Linked DNA regions of Homo sapiens: region 2 is linked to region 1. Evidence: chromatin loops called from intact Hi-C (ENCODE). Cell type or tissue: endothelial cell of umbilical vein. All regions are shown on one strand. Links, peaks and the distances in the headings refer to the core of each region. The heading gives the core; the rest is flanking DNA.

Region 1 (8,436 bases), core at 3,108-5,607:
GATATTAGATCTTTGTCAGATGGACAGATTGCAAAAATTTTCTCCCATTCTGTAGGTTGCTTGTTGACTCTGATAATAGTTTCTTTTGCCGTGCAGAAGCTCTTTAGTTTGATTAGATCCCATTTGTCAATTTTGGCTTTTGTTGCCATTGCTTTTGGTGTTTTGGTCATGAAGTCTTTGCCCATGCCTATGTCCTGAATGGTATTGCCTAGGTTTTCTTCCAGGGATTTTGTGGTTTTAGGTTTTATGTTTAAGGCTTTAATTCATCTTGAGTTAATTTTTGTATAAGATGTAAGGAAGGGGTCCAGCTTCAGTTTTCTGGATATGGCTAGCCAGTTTTCTCAGCACCATTTATTAAATATGGACTCTTTTCCCCATTGCTTGTTTTTGTCAAGTTTGTTAAAAATGAGCTGGTTGTAGATGTGTCATGTGATTTCTGAGGCCTCTGTTTTGTTCCATTGGTCTATATATCTGTTTTGTTACCAGTACCATGCTGTTTTGGTTACTGTAGCCCTGTAGTATAATTTGAAGTAAGGTAGCATAATGCCTTCAGCTTTGTTTTTTTTTTTTTGCTTAGGATTGTCTTGGCTATACGGGCTCTTTTTCAGTTCCATATGAAATGTGAAGTTGTTTTTTTCTAGTACTGTGAAGAAAATCAATGGTAGCTTAATGGGAATAGCATTGAATCTCTAAATTACTTTGGACAGTATGGCTATTTTCACAATATTGATTCTTATGATCCATGAGCATGGAATGTTTTTCCATTTGTTTGTGTCCTCTCTTATTTCCTTGAGTAGTGGTTTGTTCTTGGAGACCCACAAACAGACTTAGACTCCCACACAATAATATTGGGAGACTTTCACACCCTACTGTGAATATTAGATCAATGAGATGGAAAATTAACAAGGATATCCAGGACTTGAACTCAGCTCTGAACCAAGCAGACCTAATAGACATCCACAGAGTTCTCTACCCCACCCCATGGAATATACATTCTTCTCTCCACCACATAGCACTTATTCTAACATCGACCACATAATTGGAAGTACTCCTCATCAAATACAAAAGAATGGAAATCATAGCAGCCTCTCAGATCACAGTGCAAACAAATTAGAACTCAGGATTTAGAAACTAACTCAAAACCACACAACTACATGGAAACTGAACAACCTGCTCCTGAATGACTACTGGGTAAATAACAAATTAAGGCAGAAATAAATAAGTTATTTGAAACCAATGAAAACAAAAACACAATGTACCAGAATCTCTGGGAAACAGCTAAAGGCATGTTAAGGGGGAAATTTATAGCACTAAATGCCCACATCAGAAAGCAGGAAAGATCTAAAATTAACACCCTAACATCACAATTAAAAGAACTAGAGAAGCAAGAGCAAATAAATTCATAAGCTAGCAGAAGACAAGAAATAACTAAGATCAGAGCAGAACTGAAAGAGAGGGAGTCACGAAAAACCCTTCAAAAATCAATGAATATAGGAGCTGGTTTTTTGAAAAGATTAACAAAATAGATAGACTGCTAGCCAGACTAAACAAGAAGAAAAGAGAGAAGAATCAAATAGACACAATAAAAATGATAAAGAGGATAACACCACTAACCCTACAGAAATGCAAACTACTATCAGAGAATACTATAAACACTTCTATGCAAATAAACCAGAAAATCTAGGAGAAATAGATAAGTTCCTGGTCACATACACCCTCCCAAGACTAAAACAGTGAGAAGTTGAATCCCTGAATAGACCAAAAACAAGTTCTAAAATTGAGGCAGTAATTAATAGCCTACCATTAAAAAAAGCCCAGGACCAGGCAGATTCACAGCCAATTTCTATCAGAGGTACAAAGAGAAGCTGGTACCATTACTTCTGAAACTATTCCAAACAATAGAAAAAGAGGAACTCCTCCCTAACTCATTTTATGAGGCCAGCATCATCCTGATACCAAAACCTGGCAGAGACACAACAACACACAAAAGAAAATTTCAGGCCAGTATCCCTAATGAACATTGATGCGAAAATCCTCAATAAAATATTGGCAAACGGAATCCAGCAGCACATCAAAAAGCTTATCCACCACGATGAAGTCAGCTTCATCCCTGGGATGCAAGGCTGGTTCAACATATGCAAATCAATAAATATAATCCATCGCATAAACAGAACCAATGACAAAAACCACATGATTATCTCAATAGATGCAGAAAAGGCCTTCAATAAAATTCAACACCCTTCATGCTAAAAATACTGAAAAAATTAGGTATTGATGGAACATATCTCAAAATACTGAGAGCTATTTATGACAAACCCATAGCCAATATAATACTGAATGGACAGAAGCTGGAAGCATTCCCTTTGAAAAGTGGCACAAGACAAGGATCCCCTCTCTCAGCACTCCTATTCAACATAGTGTTGTATTGGAAGTTATGGCCAGGGCAATCAGGCAAGAGAAGGAAATAAAGCGTATTCAAATAGGAAGAAAGGAAGTCAAGTTGTCTCTGTTTGCAGATGACATGATTGTATATTTAGAAAACCCCATTGTCTCAGCCCAAAATCTCCTTAAGCTTATAAACATCCTCAACAAAGTCTCTGGATACAAAATCAATGTGCAAAAATCACAATTCCTATACAACAATAATAGACAAAGAGAGGGCCAAATCATGAGTGAATTCCCATTCACAGTTGCTACAAAGAGAATAAAATACCTAGGAATACAACTTACAAGGGATGTGAAGGACCTCTTCAAGAAGATCCAGTCAGCTTCTAATGTTTAAATTATTTAATCTTTTTACCTTTTGTTTTTCTGTATTTAACATTAAATTTATATTTATAATTTTAATATTTAATCAATTGACTTTCATCTATTCTTATTTTATGTATGTCTTGTAAAATTATACCTCATAACTCAGAATTACAGAATTTATCTTATTTCCATATATTTCAGTGAAGAAAATTAATATTTTGTAAATGTACTTTTGTTGTTGAAAAAAATAATATTTGTAAGTTGCCAAGAGTTGAAAGAATCATCTATGTTTTTTCTCATGTACACCATAAGTTCATGGCCCTTTAAAAAAAAAACAAACTGTATTTTGCTTTGTTTCCTTGTGATAGTTTAAAAGAATTTGTAAAGAACCCTTTGGCGCTTACACAGTTTGATCATATTATTATCTGCTGCATTAATGCTTCTTTACAGCACTGCATAGCTACATCACATTATGTTCATTTATATAAAGTATAGATTCTTTTCTCAAATTTTGACTAAAGCTTTTCTCTATGGTTAACTTGAATAGTCAAGTCAACACTTTTGGAGTGTCTGTTGTGCTCAGAGCACTGTGATACCTGCTGCAAATACTAAGCCTAACTTGATTAATATAATATTGTTGAAGAGATAAAACATTTATACGTGCATTTGTTTGGTTGTTTTATAGCTCAAGAGAGTTCATTTTCAGAAGTGCATAGTAAAATAGAATTATTTTCACAGAAATGGGTAAATCTCTCTTACCTGCATGGATTATGGGATATGCATAATTCTAAAAAATCATTTTAAACCATTTACATTTCAGTTTGGAATATTTAGTACTATTTGAAGCTGTAGAATAAATAATCATCTGATATATATTTTGCTTGAATTAAAGCTAGAATTGTCTGCCTTGTCTGGGAAAACTTGTATTACAGACAAAGGCAAGGATGTTCTTTGTGTACTGAAGGAAGTCAACCTAGAGAATTAAAAATTCAGCATGAAAATAAGTAGGTATGTCCCCTCATTTATGGTTTAATTGAAGAAAAGGCAAATTATTAACACAGCTGGCTTGGATGCACTGATAATAATCAATGTTGCAATTATACCGGCTAGATGACAATTTATAGATTGCATTTCCTGATTTGCCATTTGCCATTATGTTTGTGCTATTTATCAAAAATCTTATTTTTACAAAGCTCTTGTATATATAAAAAACTATAGCCTGCCCTGTTTCTAAATCTAATCCTACAAAGTAATATACTTTCCAAAAACTTAACTGTTTTACATATTTATGAATTTCTCACAGGCCCCCTAAGGGATTCATTTCTCAATTGTGTCATAAGACACCACAGTATAATGCTTGGCTTATTTTCCCATTCCCATCAAGTATTGTTCTACAGTTACACGGTGTTTTCTATTTGTTGTTGTCTAGAGCAGACTGAGGATGTAGCACTGACCCAGCCTGCTCAATGTGCAGGACTCATGCCTGCAAGCACTGGGACTCATAAGACTTATCACTGTGCATTTCTGTGTCATATCAGCAAGCTCATCTGCAGAAATACATTCTGACTGAGTAACCCTGAGGTAGACAATGCTTAATTCTCCATTTCAAAACATTCCAGGAATGGAAAAATGATTCAGCTGGAAGGCATTCGCCCTGTCAGCACCCTATTATCCTAACACAGTGTTTACTCTGTTACTGGTTTCAGTTATCCCTACACAGTTTGATAATCATTTTTGAAGCCAGCCTGGTGTATAACTTAGCACTGGTTCATAGCATGTTTATGATTGGTTTTAACATGATACCTATGGATTCACATCTATCTTTTTGCCTACTTTGTCTATTCTCTAATTTTGAGAAAATATACTTCAAAGAATGTAATTGAAGAAAAATATTGAAAATTAAAAGTATATGTTAAAATATTCTAAAGCTTATTTTAGTAATTACCAATTAGCAATTTATTGAAATTAACATATATGCACACATACAGACACACAAAGAGAGAGGGAGAGGTGCCATCAACAGTGTGTGTTTGAAAATATGTAGAAGTGTCTGTAAGATATGATGTAATTATATTAAGAAAGCATATTAAGAAATTCAATCTTTCTTGAAAGTGAAATAATCAAATTTACCATATAGTGTTCTACACTTCCATATATATTTATAAGATATTCTATGAAAACAAAATGTATACATATTTAATATAAAATAAAATCTTTATTGAAAAAATGTTTTTTTCATATTAGCTTAAAATGACAGCTATTTGGAAAAAAAAAAAGCCTAAAATTTCAGTAGGCTTAATATTAACGTGGCTTTAAAATTATATTTTCTACATAAATCTAGGGAATATATTTTATATACTATAATATTACAAAAATATCAACATTAATATTATATTTTCTTCTTGGTCTTCATGATAACCATTAATAACTTTAATACAAATATATTGGTTTGAATTATTTTTAATTTCATAATTTAATCAATGAATACATATTTCTTGTTTGTACTGTATGTCAGATACTTTCTTTAACATAATGTGCTTTGTAATTTTAGAAAAATAGTATCAAAGTCATAAATACATTAGTGTTAATACTAATATATTTGCTCTTTTATTCTTTTCTAGTTGGATCTCTTTTTAGTAACTTTCAGGGATGAAACTGCTGGAAATCTGTTGTACACCATGCCAAAATGCTTTCAGGGTTCATATGTAATAATGGGCTTTAAAAATTGTCTTTGTGAAAGTTTATTTTTGGTCTTGATTGTATATAGTTTTTTTCTATTTCATATATTTAGAACATTTTAGTGTAAACATATTTAGAAAAAGATCTTTTCAGTTGATTTTATGTTTGATTTGAGAATTATGCCATGATGTGTGCATTTGAAGGCTATTTGATTCGATAATATACATATGTTTCTATTTACGGATAAATTTTCCTTCTGGCATGATTTGCATTTAAATGAATTAAATTTTTATAATCATATATGCATATGTATATGCACCTATATATATCCATACATGCATAATTATTTATATTGTTTATAATCATAATCATGTCTATGTCTATACATGCATATGTACATGTATGTATGCATGCACATATGTTTGTGTGTGTTAGGACTGCCATAAACAAATTACTACATACTTGGTAGTGGTAAAAATCAAGTTTAGCCTAAAGCTGCCTCCTTACGTATTTTAAGTTTGGCCTAAAGGTTTCTCTGTACATTGTGAACTATAACAAGTGAAGATGTAAACAGACCGTAGCCTATACTTGTGCCAATCAGTGAGTTTTGACCAATCAAATGTAGCCAACTATTCAAACAGTGTTCAAATAAGCCATACAGCGAGCTGTAACCAATCTGGCTGTTTCTGTATCTCACTTCCGTTTTCTGTACTTCACTTTCCTTTTTTTGTTCATAAATCCTCTTCCACCATGTGGCTGTGCTGGAGTCTCTGAACATACTCTGGCTTGAGAGGCTGCCCCATTCGCGAATGGTTCATTGCTCAACTAAATGCTTTTAAATTTAATTCGGCTGAAGTTTTTCTTTTATCATACTTAGAAGGACAGTTCTGAAAGCTAGATGTCGGAAATCAAGGAGTCACTAAGGTTGGTTTCTTCTTAAGTTTCTGAGGAAGAATCTATCCCATGCCACTCTCTCAGCTTCTGGTGGCTGCTGACAATCTTTGGTGTTCCTTGTCTTATCAACACACTTTTCAATCTCTGCCTCTGTCTTCACATAGCATTCTCCCCTGTGTTTCTGTGTCTCTCCTTAAGAGGAGAGATGATATGATACAAGATCATGATATGATTAAGTAATATCCAGTAAACAGCCCACACTGATCTAATATGAGATCCCCATCTTAAATGAACTCGTTACTACAAAGTCCCTGTTTCCAAATAACATCACATTCACAATTACTGTGGACAGGATTTCAACAAATCTTTCCAGGAGACTTAGTTCAACCCACACTGTGTGTGTATACATATGCCTATACACATGTATATGTACAACAATTCACTTTAATAATAAATAACAAGTTTTCATTTGTCTGTTGCAAAAGTATGTGTCATTACAAACTGTGTTATTTACACTGCTTTAACTATTAAGTAAATACTAAATCAGTACTAAATTGGTTATGTCAGTGTTTCAGAGCATTAGATCTTAAATAAATTTTGAATACAATCAATTAAAAATAATACACAATATTTTAACATAAAATTGATGAAGTAGAGAATTCTGCAATATTTGAAATTTTAGAGAATGCCAATTAATTGCAAACATTAGTTTTAAGACTAGGTGGATACCTAGCATTCATGTAATGTTAATCTCTGACTTTAGAAAATGTCAAATTATAATAAAAACTTATATTTTATTTTAAACATAAAAATAACATCATTCATGAATACAGTAGACTAATAGGACTAAACAGAATGGCCTGAAAAAGCTCAGAAGTATCATCACCCAATTCAAAAGTAAAATAACTTACTTATAGGAGGCCAGGCATGGTGGCTCATGACTGTAATCCCAGCACTTTGGGAGGTTGAGTCTGGAGGATTGCTTGAGAGTCCAGCAGTTCAAGACTAGCTGGGCAACATAGTGAATCCCCATCTCTACAATACAATACAAAAATTAGACAGGTATGGTGGCATGCACCTGTAGTCCCAGCTACTTGGGAGGCTGAGGAAAGCGGATTGCTTGAGCCCAGGGAAATTGAGGCTGCAGTGAGCTCTGGTTGCACCACTGCACTTCAACCTGGCTGACAGAGTGAGACCCTGTTTCAAAAAAAAAAAAAAAAAAAGAAAAAGAAAACATAAATAAATAATATAACTACATTTATAAAGTTAGGTTATAAAATAATAAAACATGCTTTATCTTTCTCCAAATCTCCACAAACAATATTTTTGTTTATATTCCAATATTAGTAAAAAGGGTGAAGAGTAACACTGAGAAGACCTACTCTTAAACTCTTGTTAATGTCTTTCTAGATATGATTTTTATTATGAAAAATTTTACACATACAACAATGTTGAAATAATTTTACAGTGAACACTAATACATCCATTATCTAGATTCTATGAATAATATTTGCTACATTTGTTTAATCACATGTATATCAATTTGTCTTCTATCCATCTATCAACTTTGTTAATTTTTGATGCATTTCGAAATGAATTGTGGATCTTTGTGTATTTCCTCCAGTACATCTTTATGATAACTTTAGTCAAAGGTCAGTATTTATTACTGTTTTCTGTAATTTGATATAAAGTTTTCATAAAATGTCATGCACAAATAGTAAATATATATTTAAGTTTTGAATACATTTACTCTTATAACCATATCTCTACAGGTGTATAACACTATCATCACCCTAGAAAAGTTTTTTCTATAAATAATATATAATTTATATAATATATAAAAAGTTCTTTATATATGATGGATACATTTCCTTATTAAACACATAATTTGCAAATATTTTCTCCCATTCTGCCTGTTGTCTTTTTTACTTTTTTGATCCTGTCTTCATAATACAAACATTTTAAATTTGGATATAATTCATCTTTTTTTCTTGTGTCACTTGTGCTTTTGGTGTCATATCTAAGAAACCATTGGCTAAACCAAGTCAATAAGATTCTTATAGTTTTGGCTCTTACATTTATAACTGTCAACAATTTTGGTAATTTTTTGTG
Region 2 (6,778 bases), core at 2,296-4,795, 87 kb after region 1:
ACAGTATTCTGCTGTGTGTTCCATTCCATTCCACCATGTGTTCTTTATCCAATCGTCTGTTAATGAAAGCTTAGTTTGATTCCATATCTTTGCCATTGAGAATAGTGCTGTGATAAACATATGAGTGCAGGTGTCTTTTGATATAAAGATTTCTTTTCCTTTGGGTAGTGATATGGTTTGGCTCTGTGTCTCCACCCAAATCTCATCTTGTAACTGCCATCATTCCCACATGTTGTGGGAGGGACCTGGTGGGAGATAATTGAATCATGGGGGTGGGTATGTCCCATGCTGTTCTTGTAAGAGCAAATAAGTCTCACAAGATCTGGTGGTATTATGAGGGGGAGTTTCTCTGCACAAGCTCTCTCTCTGTGCCTGCTGCCATCGATGTAAGATGTGACTTGTTCCTCCTTGCCTTCTGCCATGATTCTGAAGCCTCCACAGCCGTGTGGAACTGTGAGTCCAATAAAACCTTTTTACTTTGTAAATTGCTCAATCTCCGGTATGTCTTTATCAGCAGTGTGAAAATGTACTAATGCAGTAAATTGGTACCAATAGAGTGGGGCATTACTGAAAAGATACCTGAAAATGTGGACGCGGCTTTGGAACTGGGTAACAGGCAGAGGTTGGAACAGTTTGGAGGGCTCAGAAGAAGACAAGAAAATCTGGAAAAGTTTGGAAATTCCTAGAGATTTGTTGAATGCTTTGAACAAAAGCCTGATGGCAATATGGACAGTGAGGTCCAGGCTGAGGTTGTCTCAGATAGAGATGAGGAACTTGTTGGGAGGTGGAGCAAAGGTGACTCTTGTTATGTTTTAGCAAAGAGACTGGCATCATTTTGCCCCCGCCATAGAGATTTGTGGAACTTTATACCTGAGAGAGATGATAAAGGGTATCTAATGGAGGAAATTTCTAAAAAGCAATGCATTCAAGAGGTGACTTGGGTGCTGTTAAAGGCATTCAACTTTATAAGGGAAGCGGAGCATAAAAGTTCAGAAAATTTGCAGGCTGATAATGTGATAGAAAAGAAAATCCCATTTTCTGAGGAGAAATTCAAGCTGGCTGCAAAAATTTGCACAAGTAACAAGGAGCCAGATGTTAATCCCCAAGATAATCAGGAAAATGTCTCCAGGGAATATCAGAGGTCTTCATGGCAGCTCCTCCCATCACATGCCTGGAAGCCAAGGAGAAAACAAAGGTTTTGTGGGCCAGGCCAAGGGTCCCTGTGCTGTGTGCAGTACAAAGACTTAGTGCCCTGTGTCCCACTCCAGCCATGAATAAAAGAGGCCAAGGAACAGATTATGCCGTGGCTTCAGAGGGTGCAAGCCCCAAGCCTTGGCAGCTTCCATGAGGTGTTGAACCAGCAAATGCAAAGAAGTCAAGAATTGAGATTTGGGAACCTCCCCCTAGATATCAGAAGATGTGTGGAAACACCAGGATATCCAGGCAGAAGTTCACTGCAGAGGTGGGGCTCTCATACAGAACTTTCACTCGGGCAGTGTGGAAGGGAAATGTGGTGTCGGAGCCCCCACACAGAGTCCCTACTGTGGCACCAACTAGTAGAACTGTGAGAAGAGGGCCACTGTCCTCCAGACCCCAAAATGGTAGATCCACTGACAGCTTGCATCGTGTGCTGGAAAAGCTGCAGACACTCAACACAAGCCTGGGAAACCAGCCAGGAGGGAGGCTGTACCCTGCAAAGCCAAGAGGCAGAGCTGCCCAAGACCATGGGAACCCACCTCTTGCATCAGTGTAACCCCAACATGAGATATGGGGTCAAAGGATATCATTTTGGAGCTTTATGACTTGACTGCCCTGCTGGATTTTGAACTTGCCTGGGGCTTGTAACCCCTTTGTTTTGGCCAATTTCTCCCACATGGAGTGACTGTATTTACCCAATGCCTGTATCCCCATTGTAACTTGGAAGTAAATAACTTGCTTTTGATTTTACGGACTCAGGTGGAAGGGACTTGCCTTGTCTGAGATGAGACATTGGACTGTGGACTTTTGAGTTAATTTGGAAATGAGTTAAGACTTTGAGGAACTGCTGGGAAGGCATGATTGGTTTTAAAATGTGAAGACATGAGATTTGTGAGAGGTCAGGGTGAAATGATATGGTTTGGCCGATTGGTTTTGACATGTGAAGACACAAGATTTGGGAGACGCCAGGGCAAAATGATATGGTTTGGCTCTGTGTCCCTACCCAAATCTCATCTTGTAGCTCCCATCATTTCCACATATTGTGGGAGTGACCTGGTGGGAGATAATTGAATGATGGGGGCAGGTCTTTCCCATGATGTTCTTGTAATAGTGAATAAACCTCATGAGATCTGATGGTCTTATAAAAGGGAATGTCCCTGCACAAATTCTCTTTCTTTGCCTGCTGCCATTGATGTAAGATGTGACTTGCTCCTCCTTGCCTACTGCCAAGATTCTGAGGCCTCCCCAGCCACGTGGAACTGTGAGTCCAATTAAACCTCTTTATTTTGCAAATTGCCCAGTCTCAGGCATGTCTTTATCAGCAGTGTGAAAACAGACTAATGCAGGTAGATACCCAGTAGTGGGATTGCTGGATCAAATGGTATTACTGTTTTTGGTTCTTTGAGAAATCTCCATGTTATTCAATCAAATATTTTTGCAGAGAAGAAGGTCATAGTCAAAAAGGCATAGCCTTGATTTATTTTCAGACAAGCATTAATTGCTACCATCCCTGCAAAATTTTATCTGCTGATTTTTTACATTTACTATTATAAATCACATTTAAATAATATGAAACTCATTTGGGGGGAGATGAGTTTAAGTAATTATATTCAATGGAGTTGTAAAAGCGAACACAATGTATTTTATATCCCAGAGCATTCACTCTTTTTGTTGTCTCTATCTGATACACTCTATGCCACAATTTTCAAAACTGGCTCCTTTTTCTCTTATAAGACTAAACTATAATATCACTTTCTCAGAGGAACCCTCCTAAGCCATTTTATTTAAAACAGTCCTATTCACATTCGTTTAAAGCAGGGCTTACTGAGGCAGTTGTGTAAGCTCTGTGTAGTTAGTGCCTGGCATATAATGGACACTCAAAAAATATTTATTGATGAATGAATAAATTGTCAAAAACAAGTATTTTTGACTTAGGTAAGGAGAGATATTATTTTAAAAGACTATTGCAGTAGGGAAAAATCTTCAGATCATAAGATCTCCAAGCACCTTATAGAATAGGCAGAGGAGAATTTTCTTTAATAGGAAGGTGTAAAGAAGACAATAAGTACTGGTTACTGGGGAGTAGGGTGGAATGGTGGCTTGATAGGGCAGTTGAACAGAAACAGTCTTTTCCCAAGGTTGTCAGATTCTCGGGAGTGGTCCATAAGGAGGTATTGCTCCATATTCCCATGCTAGTGTTGACTGAGTATGATTCACAGTTCTGGGTTACGGGAAGAAGGAGAGAAAATTAAACTTGGTCAAACCAAGTTAGAAGGTATTTTGAGCAGATTGGTGAGTGAGTTCAAACAATTAACTATTTATGAAACACAGAAAGGAAATTTGGTAAATCTGCATTTGACTTTTTCATAAATAAACAAGGGAAGCATTTATGAGTCTTAACTGACTCATATGGGGGAAGCTGTATTTTTGTAGTAAGGCATTTCCTAGAACACAAAAGGATGGGGGACGGTTCTTAATTATTGCTGCTTTTCAGAAACACAGGGCTCTTATAAACACTAACATTGCCAAAATGAAAAATGCAAGTTTGTTACAGTATGTTTAAAGTAATATTTAATGTGAAATGACTATGTACAAGTCTACATATGTACCTGTATCTTTATGTATTTATTTTTATATTGATATTGGTATTTATATTATTATTCTACATAAATATGATCTAGTCAATATTTCTCAACATGTCTAATTGATAGAGACTAATCAATGAATTATAGAATGCAAATCATCCTTGGCTTGTGGCCATTGTATGCCAGTTTCACCCTTAAGATATTATAACCATTACAAGCACATCCTGCCTTCTCCTCTTATAACCAAATGCCCCTTAGCAGAGCAGCTCTAATCTTAGTTGAGAATCATTGGAACACAGATGTGTTATAGATTCTAAATACTAATGTTATATTTCAGTAATATTCTCTATTTATTCTCATATGCATATCCATTGTTAAACTGCATTTGTTGAATATGTAAATCCTAGAAAATAAATCTTTTATATTATCCATTCTACCATAAATGGTTTATTTAAGCCAATCATGGGTTATAAATTCTGCTTACCTAGTCAGCTATTTTCATCCCCCTGGCAAATGAGACCACAAAGAAGCCTTCTGACAAGTTGTTGGAAATGGATTCCTTGCTATCAATAAAAGACAAATAAATACATGTTAACTTTGCTTTGTCTGGACATTTTTAAAAGTAGATGATTATAATGTGTAGCCAAATTGCTATATCCATCTTTTACCAATCCCAGGATGAAGCTAGTTCACTTGAAGAGTCAGACTGAAAAACTGCAGAGAAGAGTGTAAAAGCTTTGATACATAATTTCTAAAGATGATGTTTCTTATGAATGTTTTTACACGCAAGTAAACACATTTTCTTACTGCTTAAAAATCTGAGTTGGAGATTTTGTTACTGGTGACCAGAAACATCTTATCTTATATGCTATATTTTTGTTGAAGTCCAATAAATCCCAAGGAACTGTTTATTTTCTACTATTCCTAAAAACTCATGAATATATGTCATAAAATCTCTTTCCCAAGTTAAAAATTAAATATCTCTTAGCATTGATAATACAAATTTATTATTAGGAAAGTAAAGAAAAATTTACAATAAAATTATCCACAATGAGAACATTAAAGATATGTCTACTTACTGAAATGAGTTGACCAAAAACAATTTTTGTAAGAGGAGAATTTTTACTAGCCTCCAATTTTAAGTGTATCTATTTTGATATTCATAATGTGGATACATCATTCTTTTTGCTGTTTAAAAATCCATTTATAAAAAATATAAAAAGTCTTTTATTCCATGACAATCATCATCCATCTACTATTCCTAACATGGGACAAAGCATTATAATCATCCCTAGTATCCATCAATTCTTTTTAGAAAGAGAATTCTCAAGTTTATTTGGGCACCTTGTTACATACCTAAAGAAGAGTTTGCTGTTCTCCCTTATAACAACTATGAAATTTCTGGGTCACCTCGTTAAAAATGTAATTACATACCCTACACTGTGTTTTTTCCTTATTCTTGATTCTTAAGAGATGGTAAGACTGCCGTCTAGAACTCTGAAGGAGAAGCAAAATGCTGGGGAACTCAGCCAAATTTCCAGTCTGATTCCCTTGATAATCTTGTGCAGTTGAATTGCCCTAAAGCCCATAAATAATCTCTAGATTATTATATGAATGAAAAATAACTTCTTACTTAAAACCTAGCATTTTAAAAAATACCTTAGCCTAGTTTGTACCCTTACTAATAAATATATATTTCCTAGAAAATCATACTTACCAATAACATTTGTGAAATTACTAATAGAGATGGAAAGATGGACCATTGAGTAGGCTGTGCGTTTTTTTGTTGAAAGAATATAGGTGAACCAATGGAACACTGGAGTGAAAAAATAATTTTGCCTATCTTTCTAACTGAAATAAATTGGTAGTATTTTTCTACATGCCTGAGTTGGAAGGAATGTGAAGTAGTGATCATACTCCTTAAGAGTGATTGCTATAACCTAATATTGCTTGCAATAGAACTGGGATAAAGAAGTGGTGGTATATATGCAACATGTTTTAAATGTTAATCTAGGATTTGAAATAAATGTCATAGCAAAACAATCAGAAGATAAATGAGAACTTTGAAAAAAATACCAAAGTAAGTGTTGGCATTCCTCCTCACGCCACAGAACTCACATAACTTGTTTCAATATTCTGCTGCAAGATACTTTAGAGGTATTATACTTCCTATTAGCATTAGTAAATATAGAAAATTCTAGAATAACTTCATCCTGTGAGTTGAATATTCTGCAAGTTTTAAAATACTATATGTAATGCTGAAAATGGGCATTTTCTTGCTTTTCCACAGCAGCCAAGTAAGAAGTGTGTTTGAATAAGCAAGTTTAAAAACATATTCAGACTACATCTTCTCAAAAGAAAATGAATGAAGCAGATGCAATAAGTTCTCCTTCTTGTTCTACAAAACATGCATAGCAATCAATAAAACTATCATCTCATATTTTAAAACTTTAGTCAAGATCACGATTTTCAACTTTATATCTAAGACATTTTACTTAATTTGTAAGAGACAGGTAGTGACCCATAAACACACTTACAAAAACATACTTAATGAAAAGGTCAATTTAGTTGAAGAATAATGGGAAATGTAGCATAAACATTTTGTTTGCATTGCCCTTTAGTTGCACCTTAATATATGAAATGTGCTGTGGTGCTTTCTTGATGTGGAAGAGAAAACTAAACATCAAAGTTTTGTGTCTTCTTTCCTTAAAGTGAAGTTGTTGTTGGAAAACGGCTGTTTGGTCAGCATCTATATTTTTCAAACTCCTGTGGGAAATGTAAATAGTTAACTGTACCATCAAGTTAGTCAGTAGAAAGATCAGAAAATAAAGCAAAAATAGATATACCAATTAGAAAAGACACCAAAATGGTAATAGTTGAGTTTATTGCTTTAATTGATCTCCTAAACATTGGCCTAGCAGATTTTCTAATTCATTTTATATGCAGGCAGGATAAAAGGGAGGAAGATAAGGAGAGAGGGGGAAAGAAAAGGAAAG

What was found. Peaks named below come from ENCODE experiments on the same cell type or tissue, not always from the same donor. Only the 100,000 strongest peaks of a DNase experiment are listed, where the experiment ranks them.
Region 2: a loop joins it to region 1, with 2.6 times the contacts of the local background. A loop is called at or near these places in 1 of 110 quality-filtered maps.

What each region holds. Positions count from the first base shown.
Region 1 is chr13:64,719,612-64,728,047 of GRCh38, forward strand. No RefSeq gene overlaps it. Among named protein-coding and RNA genes, the nearest start is that of LINC00355, 650 kb to the left of the region's middle. In endothelial cell of umbilical vein, for the core only: no CTCF peak of the experiment used is centred there; a DNase peak (open chromatin) is centred at 4,330; H3K27ac peaks cover 2,124 bases.
Region 2 is chr13:64,807,471-64,814,248 of GRCh38, forward strand. No RefSeq gene overlaps it. Among named protein-coding and RNA genes, the nearest start is that of LINC00355, 730 kb to the left of the region's middle. In endothelial cell of umbilical vein, for the core only: no CTCF peak of the experiment used is centred there; a DNase peak (open chromatin) is centred at 3,431; H3K27ac peaks cover 727 bases.